Linked DNA regions of Homo sapiens: regions 1, 2, 4, 5, 6 and 7 are each linked to region 3. The links are chromatin contacts, found by Hi-C or POLR2A ChIA-PET in ENCODE. All regions are on one chromosome and are shown on one strand. The core of a region is the stretch at or near the end of the contact, and the rest is flanking DNA. Distances in the headings are between cores, read along the strand shown. Region 1 holds the start of ZNF333 (zinc finger protein 333). Region 2 holds the start of KLF2-DT (KLF2 divergent transcript). Region 3 holds the start of AKAP8 (A-kinase anchoring protein 8). Region 4 has its middle 18 kb from the start of KLF2. Region 5 holds the start of LINC00905 (long intergenic non-protein coding RNA 905). Region 6 holds the start of DNAJB1 (DnaJ heat shock protein family (Hsp40) member B1). Region 7 holds the start of HSH2D (hematopoietic SH2 domain containing).

Region 1 (3,210 bases), core at 162-2,661, 690 kb after region 3:
TCTCAGTAGACACGAGCTTTAACCCCATTATTAAAAAAGACATCCCACTTATGGCCAACTCAATTTGAATTTCCAGTATTAACAAAGTTTATATCGTCTTTTCCCTGAAGTTCCATTAGTTTTGAAGCTCTGTGATTCACATGCTTGGGGGAAGGACTGGAGCCAACTTGAAAAGATCTGAATAACAGTCTTAGGTTTTCTTGATAATAATATTTGTGAAATAACTGAGAAACGGCTTTTCTTAACCTAACAGTGAGAAACTTGATGCCCACAGCAGAAGTAAAAGTCGTCTCAAACATAGAAAATAAAGAAAAACAAAAACAAAAAAAATTAAGAACTCCTCCTTTTGTTGTTGTTTTTGTTTTTGAGATGGAGTCTTGCTCTGTCACCCAGGCTGGAGTGCAGTGGCACAATCTCAGCTCACTGCAACCTCCGCCTCTGGGGTTCAAGCGATTCTCCTGCCTCAGCCTCCCGAGTAGTTGGGATTACAGGCGCCCACCACTACGCTCGGCTAATTTGTGTATTTTTAGTAAAGACAGGGTTTCACCATGTTGGCCAGGCTGGTCTCAAACTCCTGACCTCAGGTGATCCACCCGCCTCGGCCTCCCAAAGTGCTGGGATTATAGGAGTGAGCCACCAAGCCTGGCCAAAAGCTTTCTTATGAGAAAGAAAAAAAAGAAGAAAGAAAAAGTTATGGAAAAGGAAGAGATGCAAAGCCAAGCTAACAGATATTAAGCTAAAAGACTTCAAATTGTCAGTCTCCAAAAGAAATCTCTCGTCATCTAATTCATTCCTTAATGGAGGATGCATTCAATTTTTTAAGTAAATTTGGCCAATCAATTAAACCAGTTTGCACATGTGGACCCAGACCTCACTTTCCAGTTGCAAAGCTAGATAATATTAAGTATCATATCAAATAAAACGTGAATTACTAATTCGCAGTTATCTTGCATACTGTAGGCAAGGTAGGGCCGTCTTTATGCACTTTCCCTAAAAATTGGGAAGGACAGGTGAGAGCTGGGGCCGGTGTCACCACATTTCTGAGCTGTGGGACCTGGACTGTTTGGGATTTCCCTTTTGACAGGATGACAGCCCTGTCTGCCCGGACGGGGGGTACCTGAGAGCGAGAGACCGGGCGGCGGGCGCCCAGATGCGAGGCCCTGACTGTGTGGGCCTCACGCCGGCCACCGGCTGATCGCAGGGAGGAAACCCCTCACACAGGCGGAGCTGTTCTAGGCCCTCCAGTCCCTCCCCGCGCCAGCCGAGCCCTCCCCGCCCTCCCCGCCCTCCCGAGGGGCCGGGCCACACCTGCAAGCCAGCCGGAGACACTCCCACCGTGCCGTGCCGCACCGCGCCGCGCCGCGCAGCACAGCTCAGCCGCCGTCGGCCGCCGCCGCGCGCACTTCCGCTTCCGGTCTCGGGGCCGCCGGGAACGGAAGTGGCTGTGGCTCAGGCTGTTGTGGCCAGGGTAGCCTTAGGCGGCGGCAGAGAAACTAACGTCTTCTTTAGCCTCCAAGGAGAAATTCTAGTATTCTTACCCGGGGGATGAGGTTAGGCTCTGGAGTGGGGTCCCACAGAGCATGGAGGGTGGTGCTGGGGGCGGAGCCTATGTCCGAGAGACAGGGATAGGGGTGGGGCTTAGGTCCCGGGGCAAAAGTGGGGCGGGGCCTGTGCGCGGGGGCGGGGTGGAGTGTGGCTTGCCCTCCGATGGCTGATGGGCGGGGCTTGCACCCCAATGGCGGAGTGGGCGGGGCCTTGGTTTGCAGGGTGGTAGTAGGGGCGGGTCGTGCGCCTCAGGGGCAAAAATGGGGCGGGGCTTGTGCTTGGGGTGGGAATGGGAGCTGAACTTGCATTCGGAAGGCGGGATGAGGGGACCTGGGCTTCAAGGGTTGAGAGGGGCACACCCGACCCCTCCCCGGGTCTCTTTAGGGATGCTCAATATTTAACTTACCCTTTTCTCCTTCCTTTTCCCCAACCCCTTCCACCTTTATCCATGGGCTTAATCCAATCCCCTACAAAAATATACCCATACTTAAGATTGTTTTTGTATATTTTTATACGGCTGACCCTTAGGCAACGGGAGTTGGGGCGCCACCCTGTGCAGTGGAAAATTCACTTCTTTTGACTCCCCCAAAACCTACCTACTAATAGACTACTGTTAACCAGAAGCTTTACCAATAACATAAAGTTAGTTAACACATATTTTGTATATTATATGCCATATTCTTAAAATAAACTAAGCTCAGAGAAAAGAAAGTGTTATTAAGAAAATCATGAAGAAGAGAAAATATATTTACTCTTCGTTACGTGGAAGTGATCGTAAAGATCATAAATAAACGTCTTCATCGTCAGCTTCACCCTGAGTAGGCTGAGGAAAGGGAGGGGTTTGTCTTGCTGTCCCAAGGAGGACAAAGGTAGAAAAAAATCTACCTATAAGGGGATAGCCACAGTTCAAACCCTTGGTGTTCACGGGTCAACTAACTGTCTTTATTCTAAAAATAGGACGATGTATTTTTGTTTCTTCTACAGCTTGCCCTTCTCACTAAAAATAAGATGTGTGAATCTAAGACATAGATCTGACTTTTTAAAAACTATTTATTATGTAGTATACATAGTACATACCTATGGGAAAAGTTCAAACGGGAGGCTCACTCTATTCCTAAATTTTCCTCCCCTGAAACAACCACTGTCACTAGTTCCCTGGTATTCTTTATATATCAAGCACATGTGCAGTCATGCACCACATAACAAGGTTTTGGTCAACCACGAAACACATACACAGTTGTGATCCCATAAGGTTATAATGGAGCTGAAAATTTCTTATCACCTAGTGATGTTGTAACTGTCACAATGTTGCAGTGCAACACATTACTCACATTTAAAAAGGTTTTAAAAATATGAAAAGACCGGGCGCGGTGGCTTACGCCTGCAATCCCAAGACTTTGGAGGCCGACGCTGGTGGATCACTTGAGGTCAGGAGTTCGAGACCAGCCTGGCCAACATGATGAAACCCCCAGTCTCTACTAGTAATACAAAAATTAGCTGGGCATGGTGGCATGCGCCTGTAATCCCAGCTATTCGGGAGGCTGAGGCAGGAGAATTGCTTGAACCCAGGAGGTGGAGGGTGCAGTGACCCAAGGTCTTGCCATTGCACTCCAGCCTGTGCAACAAGAGCAAAACTCCATCTCAAAAAAAAAAATGAAAAATAGC
Region 2 (3,092 bases), core at 558-3,057, 940 kb before region 3:
AGACGCAGCATCTCCCCGGGGTTCCTAAACGCGCACCTACTCCCCAACTACCTGAGCCTCAGCCCCGGGGATTCTGAGCCAAGTGCCCAGCGGCTCCTAAACCTGCTCCCCCTCCCCAACTTTCTGAGACTGTCTCCCTAGCCACGCCTCCAGGAGGTTTTCTAAGTGCTCTTCCCAACCTCCGGAGGCCCCCCTCGTCCTAAGCGTGCAAGCCCCCACCCCAACCTCTCGGATCACACTTCCTTAGGGAGTGTTCCTGTGTGCCCCCCCAACCAACCTCCCGAGCCACGCCTCCTGGGGAGTCCTAAGCGTGCACCACCTGCCAGATCCCCCTGAGCCACGCCCCAAGGGAGGTCCTAAATTCATTTTCTGGCGCGCGCTGGGAATCCGACCTCTCCTCCCGCGTCCCCCCGCCTGCGCTCCTGGCTCGTGCGTGCCGCCCACCTGTGTGCGTGCGCAGATGCGCCTTCAGATGCGAACTCTTGGTGTAGGTCTTGCCGCAGCCCGCGTAGCTGCAGGTGTGAGTGGCGGTGCGTTTGCGGGGCCAAGAGCGGCGGCCGCGCTTTGGCTTGGCCTCCAGCAGCTCCAGCGGGGACGCAGGCGGCGTGAGGAGACCGCGGGCGGCGGGGGGCGCCAGGCCCAGGGCTGCCGCGGCGGCGGCCGCGTCGTCGAAGAGACCGAAGGCTGGGGGCGCAGGCGGCGCGTAATGCAGGCCGGGCCCGGGCGCGCCGAAACCAGGGCCACCGAAAGGCGGCGGGAAGGAGGCGCGCGGACCGGGCGCGGGCAGGCGCGCGGGGCCGTCGGGGCTGAGCGGCGGTGTGTCGGGCGGCGGCGGGGGGCGGCCCCCGGGACCTCGCATGCACGAAGCCGCCGGGCCCGGGGCGCCCTCGCGCTTGAGGCCGCGCGGTCCACGGGTCAGCCCGGGGGCGCAGCCGTAGCCGCCGCCGCCGTCCGCTTCAGGGGGCTCGGCCTTGACCAGGCGGCCGGGCGGCGCCAGCAGAAAGCGGCCGTGCAGTGCGGGCCCCAGCGGCGCATCCAGCTCGGGTCGCAGCAGCTCAGACACCAGGCCACCCGCGGGGGCGCTGTAGGGCGGGGGCGCGCCGGGTTCGGGGTAATAGAACGCAGGCGGCGGGGGCGGCGGCGGCGGCTCCGGGGCGGCCTCGGCGCCCAGGCCATCCAGCCCCATGGACAGGATGAAGTCCAGCACGCTGTTGAGGTCGTCGTCGGTGCCGCCGGACTCGGGTTCGGCGCGCGGCCAGCGCTGCGGGCGACAGGGCAATGGGCGTGAGCGGGCGGCGGGGCTCGGGGGGCGCTGCTTGCCTTTTACCACCCTAAGTCCGCGATCCCCGTGGCCCGCATCCTCCTCTCCTGAGTCTGCAGTCCCCGCCTTCGCGTCCTGTCACCCCGCAGCCCACGTTCTACTACCCCGAGCCCGCCGCCCACGGTCCCGGCCGCCCCGCCGTCCCCGCCGCCCTCACCTCCTGCAGGCCGCGCTCGCGGCACGGGCTGGCGAAAGTGGAGAAGGACGGCAGGATGGGTTCACTCAGCGCCATGGCCGGGACCCGGGGAGAAAGGACGCGGACGGGGACACCGGTGAGTGGCTGCCCGAGGCCGGGCTGGTCGGGGCGCGGGCGGGCGGGGACGGCTCTGTGGGCCGCGGCCGGGCCCGCCCAAGCCTTATAGGCGCGGCGCGCGCGGGGGCCGGGCCAAAGCGGCGGCGGCGGAAACGCGTCCCGGATGGGGACGAGCTCCGGGCGCAGCCTAAATTTAGCCGCGGTATATAAGCCGGCGGGCGGCAGCGGCCGTGGCCACTGCGGCGGCCTGGGCCTTGCGCTGACAGCCCGGCCCCTCGCGCGCCGCCAGGGCCGCGCCTCCCCCTCTCCCGGGCCCCGCCCCCGCCCGTCTCCCCGGCGACGTTGTCAACACGCGCTCCACAACAGCGGCGTGACGCTCAGGGATCCCCCGGGCGCCCCGGGCTCCCGCCTGCGCGAGCATCCCGGGGACCTGGAGCGGGGGCGGTGTCGGGGCCTCTCAGAGACTCTCAGGGGAGCACCGGGCTTGGCGGTCTCCCCGGATCCCTTGACGGAAGGGGAGATTGGCTCCAGCCTCAGAGAGGGCTGCAGAACCCTGGATGGATGGGAAGTCTGGAGTCTCCAGGATTCATGGATGGGTGAGGCTGGGCCCCTCATCTGTTGTGGGACCACCCAGAGGGACCCACCGTGTGCACATCACCCTGTAAAAAAAAACACCTTGTGTAGACCTGGTGCAGTGGGTCACATCTGTAATCCCACCGCTTTGGGAGGCTGAGACAGGAGGATCACTCGAGGCCAGGAGTTCAAGACCAGCCTGGGCAACACAGTGGCCCCCATCTCTTAAAAAATAAAAAAAATTAGCTGGGTGTAGTGGGAGGCTGAGGTGGGAGGATCGCTTGAGCCCAGGAGGTCGAGGCTGCAGTGAGATACAATCACACCACTACACTCCAGCCTGGGTGACAGAGGAGACTGTCTCAAAAAAACAAACAAAACAAAACTTTTGTGTGGTAACATCAAGACACATTAAATCTTTGACATTTGAGACACCCACCCCCTCCTCCCCAACCTCAATAAGCCCGTCAAGTGCAGGGAAACTGAGGCAGAGGTGGCTGGGAGAAGTTGGAGTTGCGGCAGGCACAGGCAGGCTGGGTTCCTTTACTGACTTCCATAAATGAATTAAGTAACTCAGAGGACGGTGATGACAGTCATTCCCCCAATACAGCTCCAGCATCGGGGGCATCAGAGGACAATGCTGCCCAATGGGTCCCTTCAATGCTCCACCTCTGTCCCCCACACCATATCCCTGCTGGCCAGGGACTGTCACTCCTGTTACAACTGTCTGCCAGCCCTGGGTAGGCACTGGGGACACAGTAACCAAGAGATAGACAAGATCCCTGCCCTAGGGGACCTCCACTTTAGTGAAGGAGGGAAGGATAGAGGTTTATTCATTTGAGTTTTTTTGAGACAGGGTCTCCCTCTGTTGCCCAGTCTGGAGTGTAGTAGTGCAATCACAGCTCACTGCAGCCTCGAACTCCTGCGCTCAAGAGATCCTCCTGCCTT
Region 3 (3,293 bases), core at 274-2,773:
TTATTTAACCTCTTCTGCACTGAGGAACGTTTAGGTGTTTTCCCATTTTTCACCACTACAATCAGTGTGCACGCATGTTTCCAGTTCTTAAATTTAGGATACGTTCTGGGAAGGGATTAATGAGACAGATTTTTACTTTTCATACATTGTGTCAAACTGCTTTCCAAAAAATACGGAAACAGTTGATCCTCCCACCAGCAGAGAAGACTCTCTTCACCCTTGCATGACTGGGAATAATTCTTCATTCTTGGAATTCTGTGGGTTAAAAAAGACGTTTCATTAAATATCTGTTCCTGTTTTTATATCTTCCCCGTTGGCCCCAAAGTGCTCCTTGCCTATTAGCCTAGTTGGCACCTTGTTACAGGTTGCACCCACCTTTGGCTCTTAGTTTCTTAATTGTTCACTGCTTATAGCTTTTTTGTAAGCAAATCAGATTTCTGTAATACAGCCGTAAAGTTAGAGATATATAGATCTGTATTTTTATTTACCTACAGTAAGTGTGGTGTGGAAGGAGAGGGAATTTGAACAAAGATCAGATAGGTTGTGGTTCCATGCTTGTGGAGTGGCCCTCCGTTGGTGGGGCTGGAAGTGCGTGGGTGCAGGGGCGGGGTGGGGTCCCTCTAAGCTGGCAGGGTCGGGGCAGCAACTTGTAGGGCACTCAGAGCAGCCTCTCCAGCTCCTTCTGCCCTGCCCGCAGCTCATGATGGAGCAGTCCAAGAAGTCCTCCCTCATGGTGGCCCGCAGTATTCTCAACAACAAGCTCATCAGCAAGAAGCTGGAGCGCTACCTGAAGGTGAGGCACTGGTCCGGGCCTGCCCTGTCCCCAGCTTAGTCCCCGCCTGTGCTCCCTCCCTTCAGTGTCCGCGCCCCTCCCCACAGGGCGAGAACCCTTTCACCGACAGCCCCGAGGAGGAGAAGGAGCAGGAGGAGGCTGAGGGCGGTGCCCTGGACGAGGGGGCGCAGGGCGAAGCGGCAGGGATCTCGGAGGGCGCAGAGGGCGTGCCGGCGCAGCCTCCCGTGCCCCCAGAGCCAGCCCCCGGGGCCGTGTCGCCGCCACCGCCGCCGCCCCCAGAGGAGGAGGAGGAGGGCGCCGTGCCCTTGCTGGGAGGGGCGCTGCAACGCCAGATCCGCGGCATCCCGGGCCTCGACGTGGAGGACGACGAGGAGGGCGGCGGGGGCGCCCCGTGACCCGAGCTCGGGGCGGGCGGAGCCCGCGTGGCCGAAGCTGGAAACCAAACCTAATAAAGTTTTCCCATCCCACCTCCGGGTTTCTCTGTTACTGTGCCGCGCGGGCGGGGCGGGGTGGGCAGAGGGGCGGGGTGCGCATGCGCGCGGGCCGGGCCGTCGGGCACCGCGGTGGGACCACAACTCCCATTAGGCCACGGAGCTGGATCGTAGCAGCCCGAAAGGCCAGCTGGGACGGCGAGGGCGGGCCCTCGTGAAGACCAGCCAATGGGGGCGCGCGGAAGTAGTGACGTGTGCGCCTGGTCTTCCAGTAGTCGATGGCGGAGGTGCGCTGAACGCATGCGTGCTGTGGTCGCCTAGTAAACGGGGCTGCTGGTGGGCCGCGTCGAAGACATGGACCAGGGCTACGGAGGTTTGTGTTGGCTGCTGGGTGCGGAGCGGGGAGGGAAGGCTCTGTGCGGGCGACGCAGCCGCTGCGCAGACTGCCGCCGGCCGGGCCTTCGTCCCGAGCGTGGTTGCCCCAGCTGGGCCCTCCGGAGAGGCGGCCAGGGCGCGCGCGCGCCGCTCATTGGGCTTTGGCGCCGTCGCTCCCGGGGCTCTGCGTGCGGATTGGCCGCCAGGCCCCGAGGAGGCGGGCGGGACTCGGGGTTGGGGCAGACGCCGCGGTGGGCTTCGTGGGGGCGTCTTAGACAGTGTGGGCCGTTTTTGCCCCTCACCTTCGGCGGAGTCCTTCCGGCCCCCAGCGACCCCGGGGTTTGCACTCCCGGCTTCCTCTTCCGAAGACGCCACAAAATGGCGGCGCTAGGGGGGCGGAGCTACAGCGTGGGGTTGTGAGGTCGGACCCGGGGAGCTGGGTCTGGGGCCGCGGGCGGACCGCGGGGGCCGCCTCTCTCCCGACCTGCCCTAGGCCCGCGGGGCCGTGTAGGGTCTCCGCTGGGCTCACGTGGCCCAGGGCGCCTGTCCCGGAAGCCGTCGGGCTGCGCGGGGTCGGGCCTTTAGTCCCCGGTGCAGCGCGGTGGGGCCGAGTGCTGCCGGCGCGAGAGTCAGCCTCGCCGGGCTCCAGCTCTGTACCCGGCGCGTGCTGGCTTGGGACAGGATGGTGAGGGGCAGATGCTGAGTGTTCGTATAAAGCTGGAAACCTGATGTGCCCTGGGGCTGGTGACATTGGCAGTTCTCCTTTAGGCAGTCTGTTGTGGTGGCCTGGAGGGGCCGAGGGGCTGTGCAGGAGGGAACGTGTCCTTTCCCCACTAGGATTTAGCGCTTGGCCTGCAGTAGGGCCGATCTTCTCGAGCTGCCTGCTCCCTGCTTCTGGAATCAGAGCCTTTTGGGAGCAAAGTTTGCCCACAGGGGATAGTTGGGACATGCTGGGTGGAGCTCGACTGGTTGTAGAGAAGCTAGTGGTCTGATCCTGGCTGCAGGAGCTCGAGAAGTTGTCGATCTTGAGAAGTGGCAGGGCAAAAGTATCCCAGCACCAGAAATTGCAGAGAGAGGTTTCGGTCCTGAGGCGGCAGCGTGCGCGGTGTGCTTTGGTGTCTTCCGGGTCCTAGCGAAGGCTCAGCCTGGCTCTCCTGGTCTTCCGCAGCCTGGGTAGATTTCACCATTCTTTCCCTTCTTTCCCATCAGATCTTTTCTGCAGGTATTGTATTCCTTCTTTTCATTCTTAGTTTGGAGAGGTTTTTTTTACCCCCTCTTCCTACCTGCCGAAAACCTTTCAGACACACTGGAGATAGTTAAGCTTCCCTGATTTCTTGTGTTTCCGGGAGCGTTTTAAGGTTAATAGTGCGTGCCACTTACACTAGAGCTTCACAGAGAAGCAGTCTCTCGAGGTTGGTTACTTGCTGTTGGAATCTGCAGTCTGCCTTTCTGCTGCACGGATGCGAATTTAGAAGGTTTTGCGGTATGACGGAGGGGAAGGCGTAGCATAGCAGAGGGCAAAACTCAGCAGTATGACTGGGTCAAGTCTCGTAACCCATGAGCCTAGCTCCCTTGTCTCTGAATGGCATTCCGGACAACAGGGTTTGCTGGGTGCTTGCGGTGTATCGGCACGCACTAGGCACTTAGCCGGGGGCGGGGGAGTTGTTCTGGTGAGGGAGACATGGATATGTTCC
Region 4 (3,293 bases), core at 611-3,110, 960 kb before region 3:
GAGATCGCACCACTGCACTCCAGCTGGCTGAAAAAGCAAAACTCTGTCTCAGGAAAAAAAAAATTATTCATTTATTTTATTTTATGTATGTGTTTATTTATTGAGACAGGGTCTCACTCTGTTGCCCAGGCTGGAGTGCAGTGGTGCGATCTCGGCTCACTGCAGCCTTCGCACCCCGGGCTCAAGTGATCCTCCCATTTCAGCCTTCTGAATAGCCGGGGCTATAGGCATGCAGCACCACGCCTGGCTAATTTTTGTATGTTTTCTAGAGATAGAGTCTCACTACTTTGTGCAGGCTGGTCACAAACTCCTGAGCTCAAGGGATCCTCCCAAAGTGTTGGGGTTACAGGTGTGAGCCACCATTCCTGGCCTAAATTTATTTTTAATTTATAGAAATTTTTATTCTTTTTTTATTTTTTTAGAGACAGGTTGTCACTATGTTGCCCGGGCTGGATTCAAACTCCTAGGCTCAAGCAATCCTCCCGCCTCGGCCTCTGGAGTAACTGGGCCTACAGGTGCATGCCACTGCATCCAGCTCCACTTTAACCACTTTTTTTTTAAAAAAACCACTTTCAAGTGCGTGGTTCAGCAGTGTTAAATATATTCACACCATTCTGCAACAGATCTCTAGAACTTTCTCATTTTGTGAAATTGACACTCTGTACCCATTGAGCAATTCCCCATAACCCCACTTCCGCCTCCTAGCCAGTGGTACTGGTTTTTGTTATTATTCATTCAGATGGGTATTATTCTTATTATTTTAGATGGAGTCTCACTGTGTCACCTGGGCTGTAGTGCAGTGGCACGATCTCAGCTCATGTAACCTCCGCCTCCCGGGTTCAAGCAATTCTCCTGCCTCAGCCTCCCGAGCAGCTGGGATTACAGGTGCCCGCCACTAAGCCCAGCTAATTTTTTTGTATTTTTAGTAGAGATGGGCTTTCACTATGTTGGCCAGGCTGGTCTCGAACTCCTGACCTTGTGATTTGCCCGCTTCGGCCTCCCAAAGTGCTGGGATTCCAGGCTTCAGCCACCGCACCCGGCCCAGATGAGTATTATTAAAGCTATGGTTACTGTCCAGGGATTGCTTTGAGCTTTTAGAGCAGGGCCTGTATATTCTAGCTCCACTACCCAAGAACCGACTGAGGGGCAGTTCTGTCTGTATTAACTAAGCTACTACATTATTCCTCATTATAGGAATGGAATCTCATTGTAAAGGAAACCGGTGTGGTGGAGGGGAAGTCCCAGCCCTGCGTCTCCATTCCGTGCCATTGTACGAAGGTCATGGGAGAGAAGGGGGCTCGAGTGTCCTGGGTGCCTTCTATGGACCAAGCACTTTCTCGACCACCATTCAGATGGTCACATCCAAGACCAAGATGTTCACTTGAATTCAGAGGCTTGGCCAGGGGACTTTCCATTTGACAGGGACAGATGCCATTGCCTCTCTGTGGCACTGCCTGGCTGCATCACGAGCTTGTCTCTGCTTCAACAGTGGTTATTTTTATAGCTGACAATGAGACTTACTGGAAATGGTTTGGCACTCATGCGTAGAAAGCGCCTGTATTTAAATTTGAGGAGTCGGAGTGCCTGGGCCCTGGAAGATGGGTGGTTCTTCAGGCCCTTGGCCAAGACCTTTAAGCCATAGAGCAGATCCCTTCCAGCCCAGGAAAAATTCCAGGGATTCTCAGCCTTTCTGAGGACTGGTTCTCTCAGAGCATCTGTTTGAAGCCTTGGAACTGTCATCCTTTCTCTTGTCTGAGGGCCCTCCAGCCCTCACGGCTCACCCCAGTCCATTCATGTTACGCAGCAGAGCTCTTGTCAGCTTGTAAAACTGAAACTCTGCCCCCACTAAATACTCATTCCCCATTTCCTCCTCCCCCAGCCCCTCGCACCCACCATTCTACTTCCTGTCTCTATGAATCTGATGCATGGACTCATACAGTATTTCTCTTTTTGTGTCTGGCGTATTTCACTTAGGATAGTTCCTGTTGGAGCATGTATGTGTCAGAATCTTTCTCTTTTTCTTTTCTTTTCTTTTCTTTTTTTTTTGAATTGTAGTCTTGCACTGCTGCCCAGGCTGGAGTGTAATGGCGTGATCTCGGCTCACTGCAACCTCCGCCTCCTGGGTTCAAACAATTCTCCTGCCTCAGCCTCCCGAGTAGCTGGGATTACAGGCACGCACCGCCACGCCCAGCTAATTTTTGTATTTTTAGTATAGACTGGGTTTCACCATGTTGGCCAGGCTAGTTTCGAACTCCTGACCTCATGATCCGCCCGCCTCGGCCTCCCAAAGTGTTGGGATTACAAGCGTGAGCCACCGCGCCCGGCCCTATAATCTCTTTCTTTTTAAAAACTGAATACTATTCCATTGTCTGGATAGATGGATAGACCACATTTTGTTTATCCATTCATTCATCAGTGGATACTCGGTCCAAACTTTATGTTATATTGACAAAATAACTGTATTAAAAATAGTAATGTGGCTGCGCATGGTGGCTCATGCCTGTAATCCCAGCATTTTAAGAGGCCAAGGTGGGTGGATCACTTGAGGTCAGGCATTTGAGACCCTTCTGGCCAACACAGTGAAACCCGTCTCTACTAAAAATACAAAAATTAGCTGGGAGTGGTGGCGGGCGCCGGTAATTCCAGCTGCTGGGGAGGCCGAGGCAGGAGAATCACCTGAACCTGGGAGGCGGAGGTTGCAGTTAGCCGAGATTGCACCACTGCACTCCAGCGTGGGCGACAGAGCAAGACTCCGTCTGAAAAAAAAAGTAACGTTTTACAACAGAAGCAACTTATTCTCAATTGCTTTTTTTACACCTTAAAATTGAGCTGAAATTCACATAACATAAAACTAACCATGAAGTGTACACGGTAGTGGCATTTCGTGCATTCACAATGTTGTGCAACCATCACCTCTGTCTAATTCCAGAACATTTGCATCCCCCAAGAGGAGACCCTGTCCCCATCAGCAGCCACTCCCCATTCCCCTCCCCCAGCCCCTGGCAGCCACTCATCTGCTTCCTGTCTCTCTGGATTTGCCTGTTCTGGGCATTTTGTATCAGTGGAATCTCACACTATGTGGGCTTTCGCGTCTGGCTTCTCTCACTCAGAATGTTTTGGGGGCTCATCCACATTGTAGCATGGATCAGTGCTTCATTCCTTTTCATGGCTGAATAATATTCCATTGTATGTATGGATCACAGTTTTCTTATTCATTCTCTAATGGACACTTGGGTTGTTTCTACTTTTTGGCTGTTATGAATAGTGCTTTGATGAACATCCCAATTGTTTTT
Region 5 (3,031 bases), core at 459-2,958, 650 kb before region 3:
GCTCCTTCCTGACCCTGAGCACTACCCCCACCACTGCCCTCAACCTGCAGGAGGTGGAGAGCAAGATGGATAGCTGCAGATGCTTGCCCAGGAAGGTGGACAACAGCGCTGCTGCTCAGCCACAGGGCATGGAGCTCACTGCCAGCAGGTGAGGGGCTTCAAGAAGGAGCATCAGCAGGCGGCCAGCCCTTCTGTGGCCTCAGCCAGGCCTTGGAGTGGGCCCAGCAGGCCTCTGGGTGGTCCTGAACCAAACCATCCCCTTCCCCGAGGTGCCTGTGATGCCATTGGCAAGCTCTTCCCGGATTGGCCCAGGCAGGACCTGGACCCCGTCTCGGACCTGTTAGTGCGGTCCCAGGAGCACTGGGCCAACTTCCCAGACCACCTCCACGTTCACAGAGGAGCTCTTACCAGAGTCACGGGGAGCAGGAGACTCGTGGGAGGAGGGAAGATGGAGGTGCGGCGGCTGATGGCGTTCAGGAGCGCGGGACACGAGTTCTTTGGGCGCTCTGGCTGAAATTCACCATCTCTATCCAATTCCAGTAGAGACTTGAGATCACAGATGCAGCACTGTTTACCACAACAGATATTTTTTCCAAAAAGTGACCCAGAATTCGGAACCAGCTCTTCACAAAAATGGAGTGTTGAATTGGGGATTTTTTTTTCTGGTTCAAGGATAATTTCTACGGCAGAACAAAAATTGCTATCAAAGAGCCATGGCCAACTATTCATGGTGGTACAAGGATGGTTTTGTGCTCAACTGAGGCCGGTTGAATAGAGAATTACATAGGAAATAAAGAGCGAACATGGTGATGGAGTAGAAACAGCACCACGTGTTGTAATTTTGTAGGCATCGGTACTACGGAAGTTCCTTCCTTCCTTCTCTCCTTCCTGCTGTCTGAGCCTCCTCCCAGCATTGGGCATCCCCTGGGCCTGGGTCTGTGCTGGGAGAGACACAAAGGACACCATTGGCTGCAGGCCAGGGACTGGCATGGTCAGGGGAGCCTGGTGAAGTCAGAGTGTTCCCTGAGGATCAGTCCTGGGATGACCAGGTCCAACTGACCAGGCAACCAGGGCCCCATCACCCGGGCCTTCCATGACCTGGCCCTCACTAAATGGGCCCCGATGACCAGGTCTCCACCGACCTGGTCCCCCATTGACCAATCCCCAATATCCAGGACACACTGACCAACCCTGCCGACCAAGTTTTCACTGACCAGGCCCCCGATGACCAGGTTTATTGATTGGGCTCCCTCTGACTAGGAGCCTGCTGACCAGGATGTCACTGACCAGGCCCCACTGACAGCCACCCCCCCTCACCCCTCCCCCACCTCTGCCAGGCCCCGATGGATTAGGTCCAATGATCAGGCAGCCACTGGCCAGGGCTGCACTGACCCCTACTGATCAGTCACCTGCTGACCAGGCCCCTGAAGACCAGGTTCACACTCACCAGGCACAAGGCCCCACTGACGAGGCCCCCACTCACCAAGCCCTCACTGACTCACTGACTAGGTCCCCCTGATGAGGCCCTCACTGCCTGGACCCCACTAACTAGGCCTCATCAATGAGACTTTCACTGACCAGACCCTACTTACCCAGGACCCCAATGACCAGGCCTCACTATCCAGGACCCACTGATGGCCTAGGTCTCCACTGACCAGGCCCCCACTGACTGGACCCAACTGACCAGGTCCTTAACTGACGAGATTCTGACTGGCCAGGTCCTTAACTGACGAGGTTCTGACTGGCCAGGTCCTTAACTGACGAGATTCTGACTGGCCAGGTCCTTAACTGACGAGGTTCTGACTGGCCAGGTCCTTAACTGACGAGGTTCTGACTGGCCAGGTCCTTAACTGACGAGGTTCTGACTGGCCAGGTCCTTAACTGACGAGCTTCTGACTGGCCAGGTCCTTAACTGACGAGGTTCTGACTGGCCAGGTCCTTAACTGACGAGGTTCTGACTGGCCAGGTCCTTAATGACCAGACCTTTACTGACTAGGCCCCACTACCCAGGACTCCCACTGACTTGGCCCAACTGACAAGGCCCCCACTGACCAGGTCCTCACTAACCATGTCCCTACTGACCAGGCCCCCAGTGACTGGGCCCAACTGACAAGGTTCCAACTGACCAGGTCCTTAACCGACAAGGTTCTGACTGACCAGGTCCTCAGTGACCAGACCTTTACTGACTAGGCCTCACTAACCAGGACCCCAGTGATCCAGGCCTTTACTGAATAGGCCCCACTCTCCAGGGCCTCAAAGACCAGGTCCCTACTAACCAAGTCTCTCTGAATAGACCCTTACTGACTAGACCCCACAAACCAGGACCTCAGTGACCAAGCTCCCATTGACCAGGTCCCACTGGCCAGGCCCCAGTTGATGAGGCCCCGCTAACCACATCCAACACTGACCAGGTCCCACTGAGCAGGCCCCAGCTCTCCAGGCCCCCAGTGGCCAGGTTTCACTACCTAGGCCCCACTGACCAGGCTCCTTCTAACAAGGGTCCCCTGACCAGGTCCCATTGACAAGTCCCCACTGACTAGGTCCCCACTGATGAGGCTCCAACTTACCAGGACCCCACTGACCAAACCTCCACTGACCAGGCCCCACTAGCCAGGCCCCACTGATGAGACTCCCACTGACTTGGGCCCAACTGACAAGACCCCCTCAGACCAGGTCCCACTGACCGGGCCCAAAGTGACAAGGTTCCAACTGACCAGGTCCTTAATGACCAGACCTTTAGGGACCAGGCCCCCTTACCCAAGTCCCCACTGACCAGTCCTCCAGTGACTAGGCCTCACTATCCAAGACCCACTGATGAGGCTTCCATTGCCAGGTCCCCACTGACTAGAGCTCACTGACACGGCCCCAACAGATGAGGTTCTGGCTGACCAGGCCCTGAATGACCAGACCTTTACTGACTAGGCCCCACTACCCAGGACTCCAGTGCCCAGGTCCCTACTGACCAAGTCCCACTGACTAGGCCCTCGCTGACCAGGTCCCCACTGACTGGGCCCCAACTAAGAAAATTCCA
Region 6 (2,981 bases), core at 437-2,936, 860 kb after region 3:
AAGCTAAGGCCAGCAAAGGCCTAGTAACTAACCCAAGGTTACCCAGCCGGGAAATGCTGGAGCTGGGAATGAAGCCCAGCTGTCTGGTTCCAGAGCCAGTGTTACATGGCTCTGACCTCCCAGGCAGTTCTTCCAGGAACCTCCCCCACTTCCCTGGGCCCTTCCCAGGTGGAACCCCTTTCTGAGCCTCCTTTTCCCATCAGCTCTGTCCTTGACAGAGGCACCCCAGACTTTCAGAGCCAAACGCGATCGTGTTGCCTACAATTGAGGAAACAGAGGCCTTGAAAGGTGTGTGACACACCTATGTCCCCCCAAATTATAAAGGTAGTTGGGGAAGAAAAAGAAGCACGTGTGTAAGAACGGGGAATATTTATGAGGTTCTCACTGCGTTCCAGGCACTGGGGACCCAGTGCAGACAGGACCTGGCCCCTGCCCAGGTGGCGATGTCAGACTGGGAGGGAAGACACATTGAAAGCCAAGAGACAAGATAAATTTCAAATTTAGCGGCAAGTGATCTTGAGAGGGCAGTAAAGGGAAGAAGGCGGGACTGGGAGGACCTTGGGAGATGCGCTTCCGTCCAGATCCTCACCTTGCTTTAGGAGGTGAGAACAGAGGCAGTCTTCCGTCCCAAAATCCTTCTCCCCACGGTTGGGAGAATAGCGCTGGTGGGTTTTTTGTTCATTTTACTTTATTTTACTTATTTTATTTATTTATGAGACGGAGTCTCGCTCTGTTGCCGAGGCTGGAGTGCAACGGCCGGATCTCGGCTCACTGCAACCTCCGCCTCCCCGATTCAAGCTATTCTCAGGCCTCAATCTCCTGAGTAGCTGGGATTACAGGTTCGTGCCACCAACGCCCGGGTAATTTTTATATTTTTAGCAGAGATGGGGTTTCACCATGTTGGCCAGGCTGGTCTCGAACTCCTGACCTCAAGTGATCCGCCCGCCTCGGCCTCCCAAAATGCTGGGATTACAGGCGTGAGCCACCGCGCCCGGCCTGTTTGTTAATCTTAAATAGAAACGGAGTCTCCTTATGTTGCCTAGGCTGGTCTCCAACTCCTAGGCTCAAGAGATCCTCCTGTCTTGGCCTCAGGAAGTGATGGGATTACAGGCATGAGGCTCCGCGCCCGGCCTGATAGGTTCTCTTATTGCCATGTTGTAGATAGAAGGGGGCCCCTGGGTTAGGCAGACACAGGTTAGGTAGTTCGTCCGGCGTCACCGGGCGGGAGCCCACCGCAGGCCCCACGAGACAAGGGCGAGCAGGTTCATCGCCTCCCGGGGAAAGGACTGGGTAGTCCCAGGCCCCACCCCTTCCTGGAACAGCAAGTTCGCTGTGGGTCCCGACCTACTGACCCAGGCGGAGGGCGGGACGCAGGGTAGCTGGGGCCGCGTAGAGAGGGAAAGAAGGTCGCGATTGGCTCGTCCCGAAAGGTGGGCGGGGCCTCCTCCGACCTGTGCGCGCGCGCCGCGGGGAGGTGTTGCCGAGGGCGGAGCGGGAGGGGGCGTGGCCCCGCGCGGGCGGCCGTTGACGGCGAGGCCCCGCCCCGGATGTCGCGTGTCGCTGAAAGGGCGGCGGCGATTGGCCGGCGCCGCGGGGGCGGGCGGGGCGGAAGGTTCTGGAGGGGGCTGGCGGGCTCTGGAAGCTTCCGCCGGACGGGTATATAGAGTCCGGGACTGGTCGGCGGCGGAGCCGGGGGACGGCGACAGCGGGTCGGCGGGCCGCAGGAGGGGGTCATGGGTAAAGACTACTACCAGACGTTGGGCCTGGCCCGCGGCGCGTCGGACGAGGAGATCAAGCGGGCCTACCGCCGCCAGGCGCTGCGCTACCACCCGGACAAGAACAAGGAGCCCGGCGCCGAGGAGAAGTTCAAGGAGATCGCTGAGGCCTACGACGTGCTCAGCGACCCGCGCAAGCGCGAGATCTTCGACCGCTACGGGGAGGAAGGTGTGTGCTCGCGGCCAGGGGCGCGGCCCCGCCTTTTGACAGACAGGGAAACTGAGGCACGCTGGCCCCTCTCGGCGGCCCCCCGGGAAGGACGCCCCGGGCCGTGGGGCCGAGCTGCCCCGCCCTCCGGCCTCGCGGGCCTCCGCCCTCGGATTGGCGGCCGCGCGGTGGGAGGAGGAGCCTTGGCCCAGCCGCTCGGCCAGAAGCTTCTAGCATGTCTGGGGCTGCCCCTCCCCGGGCGCCTCCTCCCGCGGCCCCGAGCAGCCCCGGGGTGCGGTGCATGGGGGTGGGGGAGCCGGGGGTGACGACGGGGACGGCGCGGCGGAGCCCGCTGCGGACCCGGGCTCACCTGGGCTCGGCCGCCGGGGTCCGCGGGGCGGCGCCTCCGGCTCAGCTGCGGGGCGAGGGGTTGTGAATGCAGGAGCCGACCCCGTTCGTGGGCTTGGGGGCTGGGTTGGGATAATTCCCGGGAAGTGATGACCTGGCCCCGGCAGGGCACGCAGGAGGCAGCGGCCGCCCAGGTCCGGAGAGCGGGGCCGCCTCGGAGGGTAAGGAGAGCAGGGCTTTTTGTTCCTGTGCCCGTTGATGATTCAGGCTGGCTTCTGGGCTTGATCTGGAGCTGACTTTTTGTGCAAGGATGGTGGCAGTGAATGCTAATGTGTGAGGATTTAAAAACTCCCTATTTATTTTTGTTTTTTTTTTTCTTCTCTTCCTACGCACCATTAGCCCTAAAACGTTGAGAGTAAACACTTACCGAAAGCCGACCCTGGACCATGTGTCTTTAGCCATCTCTTGGTGATGTTGCCAGGAGGATGGGTCAGTCCAGGAGTGGCAGGGCCTAGGTGGCACCTGGAGGTGAACACCTAACCGCATGAGTCCTTTTCCACTGTCAGGCTACGCGGAAATACTGTTGGTAGGGGGGCGTCTCTGCTGTTGGCAGTGAGAGGTAGAAACTTGGGGTTCTTCCTTGCTCTCCCCTGACAGACAAAAAAGTTCCTCCCCCATGGCTTCCAAGCTGTTTCCCCCTGTAAGGGAAG
Region 7 (3,377 bases), core at 1-2,500, 760 kb before region 3:
AGATCACGAGGTCAGGAGATTGAGACCATCCTGGCTAACATGGTGAAACCCCGTCTCTACTAAAAATACGAAAAATTAGCTGGGTGTGGTGGCGGGCGCCTGTAGTCTCAGCTACTTGGGAGGCTGAGGCAGGAGAATGGCGTGAACTCGGGAGGCAGAGCTTGCAGTGAGCTGAGATCGAGCCACTGCACTCCAGCCTGGGCGACAGAGCAAGACTCCGTCTCAAAAAAAAAAAAAAAAAAAAAAAAGAGCCTAGAATTCGACCCAGATGGCCTGGGTTCAAACCCTAGCTCGCCCACTTAGCCGCTGTGTGACCTCAGATAAGTCACTTAATGGCTCTCTGTCCCTGTATTTCTGTCTTTAATTTGGGAATAATGATATTTACCTAGGAAAGTTTAGCTAGCACTGTGTATATATAGAGATATATATACAATATTCATGAATCCAGTTGTGACCTATCATGGGGTAATGTTTACAGGCTTATTCTTTTTTTTTACTTGGAAGAGCTCCTATTTATCCTTCAAAACCCAGTAAAAATGTCCCCTCCTCCAGGCAGCTTTCCTGCATCTCCCCCCAGACAACACCCTGGCACCCCTCTCTGTCCCCAACGTTCCCCCCTGTTCCTCTCTCTGGTCCAGCCATGACTCCATGGAGCTAGAGTGTCTTTATCTTGCTCTGTCTCCACCAGCCTGAGGGCCTCCTAGGGATCAGGGCTTAGGGCTAGGTTCCTGTGTTGTTGTTTTTTTCTGTGTCCTGGTGCTGGCCTGGCACAGAGGAGGGTGCAAGGGTCTTTGCTGGTGAACAGCTATCTAGTGATGAAAGACCGCATGCTCAAATTCAAGCTCCTGACCCTGGCCTGGGAGCCTCCTCTACTTCCCCGCTACCCACATTCTAGACCTAAAGACATCCTTGCTCTCTCTCTCTTGCCTCTCCATACCTTTGCTCATGCTGTTGTCTTGCCAAGACCCCCTTTTCCCTAACTCCAGCTCCATTTTCCATTTGTGGTCACCACAAATACCCCCTCCTCCACGAAGCTCTCCCCCATGCCCCTAGAAAATCCCTCCTGCCACCCCAGGCCCCACTAGCCCTGTCCCTCCTTCTGGCCTAGCCCAGCCCCCACGTTCTGTCTCCTCGAGGGCTGAGGCTCTTGGGTCACATACCTGGGAGACCCTTGGATGGCCGAGGCCCTCGCTGTAGCTGTGCCAGTGCCTGCAGGAGCCTGGGTTTCGATTCAAGGTCTGCACGTCAATGGGGCGGGGCTGGCTGCCCCGAGGCAGTTCCTGTTTCCTCAAGCAGGTGAGCCCTGGGGGCGGAACAAGGACAGCTCAAGTCACCCTGTCTGCAGTCCAACAAAGCATCTGGTGCCACAGGTGCAGAGACAGCTTGCTCCTGTCTTGCCCCCAGCAAGTTGTTATTGAGCACCTACTGTGTGCCTGCTGTTTGGAGGACACAGGGGTGACACGGAGACAGGTGCAGGCCCCCTGACTCCTGGCATCTATAATCTATCAAGCAGTGAAGAGGAGTGAGACATCATTACAAAGGGAGAACGGGGAACGGGTGCGGTGGCTCACACCTGCAATCCCAGCACTTTGACAGGCTGAGGCAGGCGGATCACTTGAGGTCAGGAGTTTGAGACCAGCCTGGCAAACATGGCAAAACCCCGTCTCTATTAAAATACGAAAATCAGCCGGGTGTGGCGGCGCACGCCTGTAATCCCAGCTACTCAGGAGGCTGAGGCACAAGAATTGCTTGAACCCGGGAGGCGGAGGTTGCAGTGAGCAGAGATCGCACCATTGCACTCCAGCCTGGGCAACGGAGTGAGACTCCTTCTCAAAACAAAAACAAAAGCAACAAAGGGGGAACAGAAACTGGGCGCGGTGGCTCACGCCTGTAATCCCAGCACTTTGGGAGGCCGAGGCGGGTGGATCATTTGAGGCCAGGAGTTTGAGACCAGGCTGGCCAACATGGTAAAACCCTGTCTCTACTAAAAATACAAAAATTAGGCGTGGTGGCGGGTGCCTGTAATCCCAGCTACTCAGGAGGCTGATGCAAGAGAATCGCTTGGACCAGGGACGCAGAGGCTGCAGTGAGCCGAGATCACGCCACTGCACTTTAGCCTGGATGACAGAGGGAAATTCTGTCCCCCGCAAAACAAACAAACAAAAAAACACCAGCTGGGTGCGGTGGCTCATGCCTGTAATCCCAGCACTTTGGGAGGCCAAGGTGGGCAGATCATTTGAGGTCAGGAGTTCGCGACCAGCCTGACCAACATGGAGAAATCCCGTCTCTACTAAAACTGCAAAATTAGCCCGGCGTGGTGACACATGCCTGTAATCCCAGCTATTTGGGAGGCTGAGGCAGGAGAATCGCTTGAACCCGGGAGGTGGAGGTTGCGGTTTGCTGAGATCTCACCACTGCACTCCAGCCTGGGCAGCGAGAGTGTAACTCCGTCTCAAACAAAACAAAACCAACGAAAACCAAACAAAACAAAACAAAAAAACAAAAAACCCCAAACAAACAAAAAAATCCAAAGGGGAAACAGGAAGTGGGAACAGCAGTTGCACAAACCCACAGAGGTGACCTAACTGACGTGAAGGAAGGGGCATTTGAGGGTGAGAAGGAATCATCTTGATTTGGGGAGTGCGTAGTGCAGAAAGAGTATATTTTTTTGTAGAGATGGGGTCTTGCTATATTGCCCAGGCTGGGGGAGGGAAGAGCAGGCACAAAGGCCTTGAAACTGAATTGAGCCTGGACAGGCTGGGGTCTCATGGCACGCATAGGTCCACACCAGGACTTCCTCCATTATAAAATATTTTAAAATATTTTTATTAATTGACTAACCTATTTTAGAGACAGAGTTTCACTCTGTCACTCAGGCTGGAGTGCAGTGGTATGATCATAGCTCACTGCAGTCTTGAACTGCTGGACTCAAGTGATCCTCCTGCCTCAGGCTCCCAAGTAGCTGGGACTACAGGCACACACCACCACACCTGACTAATTAAAAAAATATTTTTTTTGGAGATGGGATCTTGCTGTGTTGCCCAGGCTGGTCTCAAACTCCTGGGGCTCAAGCGATCCGCCCACCTTGGTTCAAGTGACTCTCCTGCCTCAGCCTCCTGAGTAGCTGGGATTAGAGGTGCCCACCAACACGCCTGGCTAATGTTTGTATTTTTAGTAGAGACAAGGTTTCACTATGTTGGCCAGGCTGGTCTCAAACTCCTGACCTCAGGTGATCCACCCGCCTCAGCCTCCCAAAGTGCTGGGATTACAGGTGTGGGCCGCCGTGCCAGCTTAAAATTCTATTTTACAACTGTGTTGGCATTAAGACCGATGTGGTCCAGGCTGGATTCCTTATTGTATATTTATTATTAGGATGT

Evidence for each region. Hi-C counts contacts between places; a loop is a spot of excess contacts on that map. ChIA-PET counts read pairs that join two places held with the same protein, here RNA polymerase II (POLR2A). Pooled maps may share reads with other maps.
Region 1: a pooled map shows a loop between it and region 3 (12-fold over the local background). The contact joins the promoter of ZNF333 here to the promoter of AKAP8 in region 3. A Hi-C loop is called at or near these places in 9 of 50 pooled maps. POLR2A ChIA-PET finds 5 or more read pairs at or near these places in 3 of 52 experiments (PC-9, Panc1 and activated naive CD8-positive, alpha-beta T cell).
Region 2: a loop to region 3 is called in a pooled map, with 9 times the contacts of the local background. The contact joins the promoter of KLF2-DT here to the promoter of AKAP8 in region 3. A Hi-C loop is called at or near these places in 6 of 50 pooled maps. POLR2A ChIA-PET finds 5 or more read pairs at or near these places in 3 of 52 experiments (CD4-positive, alpha-beta T cell, H1 and naive thymus-derived CD4-positive, alpha-beta T cell).
Region 4: a loop to region 3 is called in a pooled map, with 5 times the contacts of the local background. The contact joins the enhancer-like site here to the promoter of AKAP8 in region 3. A Hi-C loop is called at or near these places in 2 of 50 pooled maps. POLR2A ChIA-PET finds 5 or more read pairs at or near these places in 4 of 52 experiments (CD4-positive, alpha-beta T cell, GM12878, WTC11 and 1 more).
Region 5: a map of breast epithelium shows a loop between it and region 3 (11-fold over the local background). The contact joins the promoter of LINC00905 here to the promoter of AKAP8 in region 3. A Hi-C loop is called at or near these places in 2 of 168 maps with a recorded cell type or tissue (breast epithelium and posterior vena cava).
Region 6: a pooled map shows a loop between it and region 3 (14-fold over the local background). The contact joins the promoter of DNAJB1 here to the promoter of AKAP8 in region 3. A Hi-C loop is called at or near these places in 1 of 37 single-sample maps with no recorded cell type and 7 of 50 pooled maps. POLR2A ChIA-PET finds 5 or more read pairs at or near these places in 1 of 52 experiments (PC-9).
Region 7: a pooled map shows a loop between it and region 3 (6-fold over the local background). The contact joins the promoter of HSH2D here to the promoter of AKAP8 in region 3. A Hi-C loop is called at or near these places in 2 of 50 pooled maps. POLR2A ChIA-PET finds 5 or more read pairs at or near these places in 2 of 52 experiments (WTC11 and naive thymus-derived CD4-positive, alpha-beta T cell).

Annotation. Positions count from the first base shown.
Region 1 is chr19:14,688,249-14,691,458 of GRCh38, reverse strand. It overlaps ZNF333 (zinc finger protein 333), which reads right to left and starts at 1,411. Exons shown (of 12, transcript NM_032433.4): 1 at 1,309-1,411. RefSeq lists silencers at 1,068-1,437, 1,768-1,817.
Region 2 is chr19:16,323,385-16,326,476 of GRCh38, reverse strand. KLF2-DT (KLF2 divergent transcript) reads left to right here and starts at 1,807. Exons shown (of 2, transcript NR_186323.1): 1 at 1,807-2,170. KLF2 (KLF transcription factor 2) reads right to left here and starts at 1,651. Exons shown (of 3, transcript NM_016270.4): 1 at 1,479-1,651; 2 at 445-1,261. The coding sequence starts at 1,553. RefSeq lists silencers at 424-513, 984-1,033, 1,064-1,313, 1,404-2,133, enhancers at 313-1,083, 1,084-1,856 and a promoter at 1,506-2,341.
Region 3 is chr19:15,378,017-15,381,309 of GRCh38, reverse strand. AKAP8 (A-kinase anchoring protein 8) reads left to right here and starts at 1,523. Exons shown (of 14, transcript NM_005858.4): 1 at 1,523-1,597. The coding sequence starts at 1,579. It overlaps AKAP8L (A-kinase anchoring protein 8 like), which reads left to right. Exons shown (of 14, transcript NM_014371.4): 13 at 698-793; 14 at 880-1,260. The coding sequence ends at 1,188. RefSeq lists silencers at 898-1,387, 1,728-2,277 and enhancers at 552-1,466, 1,238-1,532, 1,467-2,382.
Region 4 is chr19:16,340,709-16,344,001 of GRCh38, reverse strand. No RefSeq gene overlaps it. Among named protein-coding and RNA genes, the nearest start is that of KLF2, 18 kb to the right of the region's middle. RefSeq lists an enhancer at 1,192-1,421. Within about 2 kb of position 1,860, at least 21 of the 41 ENCODE cell types and tissues checked have a DNase peak (open chromatin) inside an H3K27ac peak, as active enhancers do; they include CD4-positive, alpha-beta T cell and GM12878, where a contact is called at or near this core.
Region 5 is chr19:16,032,390-16,035,420 of GRCh38, reverse strand. LINC00905 (long intergenic non-protein coding RNA 905) reads right to left here and starts at 1,708. Exons shown (of 5, transcript NR_024335.2): 1 at 1,593-1,708; 2 at 409-941. It also overlaps the pseudogene SNX33P1. RefSeq lists an enhancer at 1-324.
Region 6 is chr19:14,517,102-14,520,082 of GRCh38, reverse strand. It overlaps DNAJB1 (DnaJ heat shock protein family (Hsp40) member B1), which reads left to right and starts at 1,686. Exons shown (of 3, transcript NM_006145.3): 1 at 1,686-1,944. The coding sequence starts at 1,734. RefSeq lists an enhancer at 1-392 and silencers at 1,305-1,624, 1,835-2,404.
Region 7 is chr19:16,141,558-16,144,934 of GRCh38, reverse strand. It overlaps HSH2D (hematopoietic SH2 domain containing), which reads right to left and starts at 1,250. Exons shown (of 6, transcript NM_001382417.1): 1 at 1,161-1,250. RefSeq lists enhancers at 848-897, 908-987, 1,128-1,387, 1,468-1,627, 1,115-1,809 and 1 more.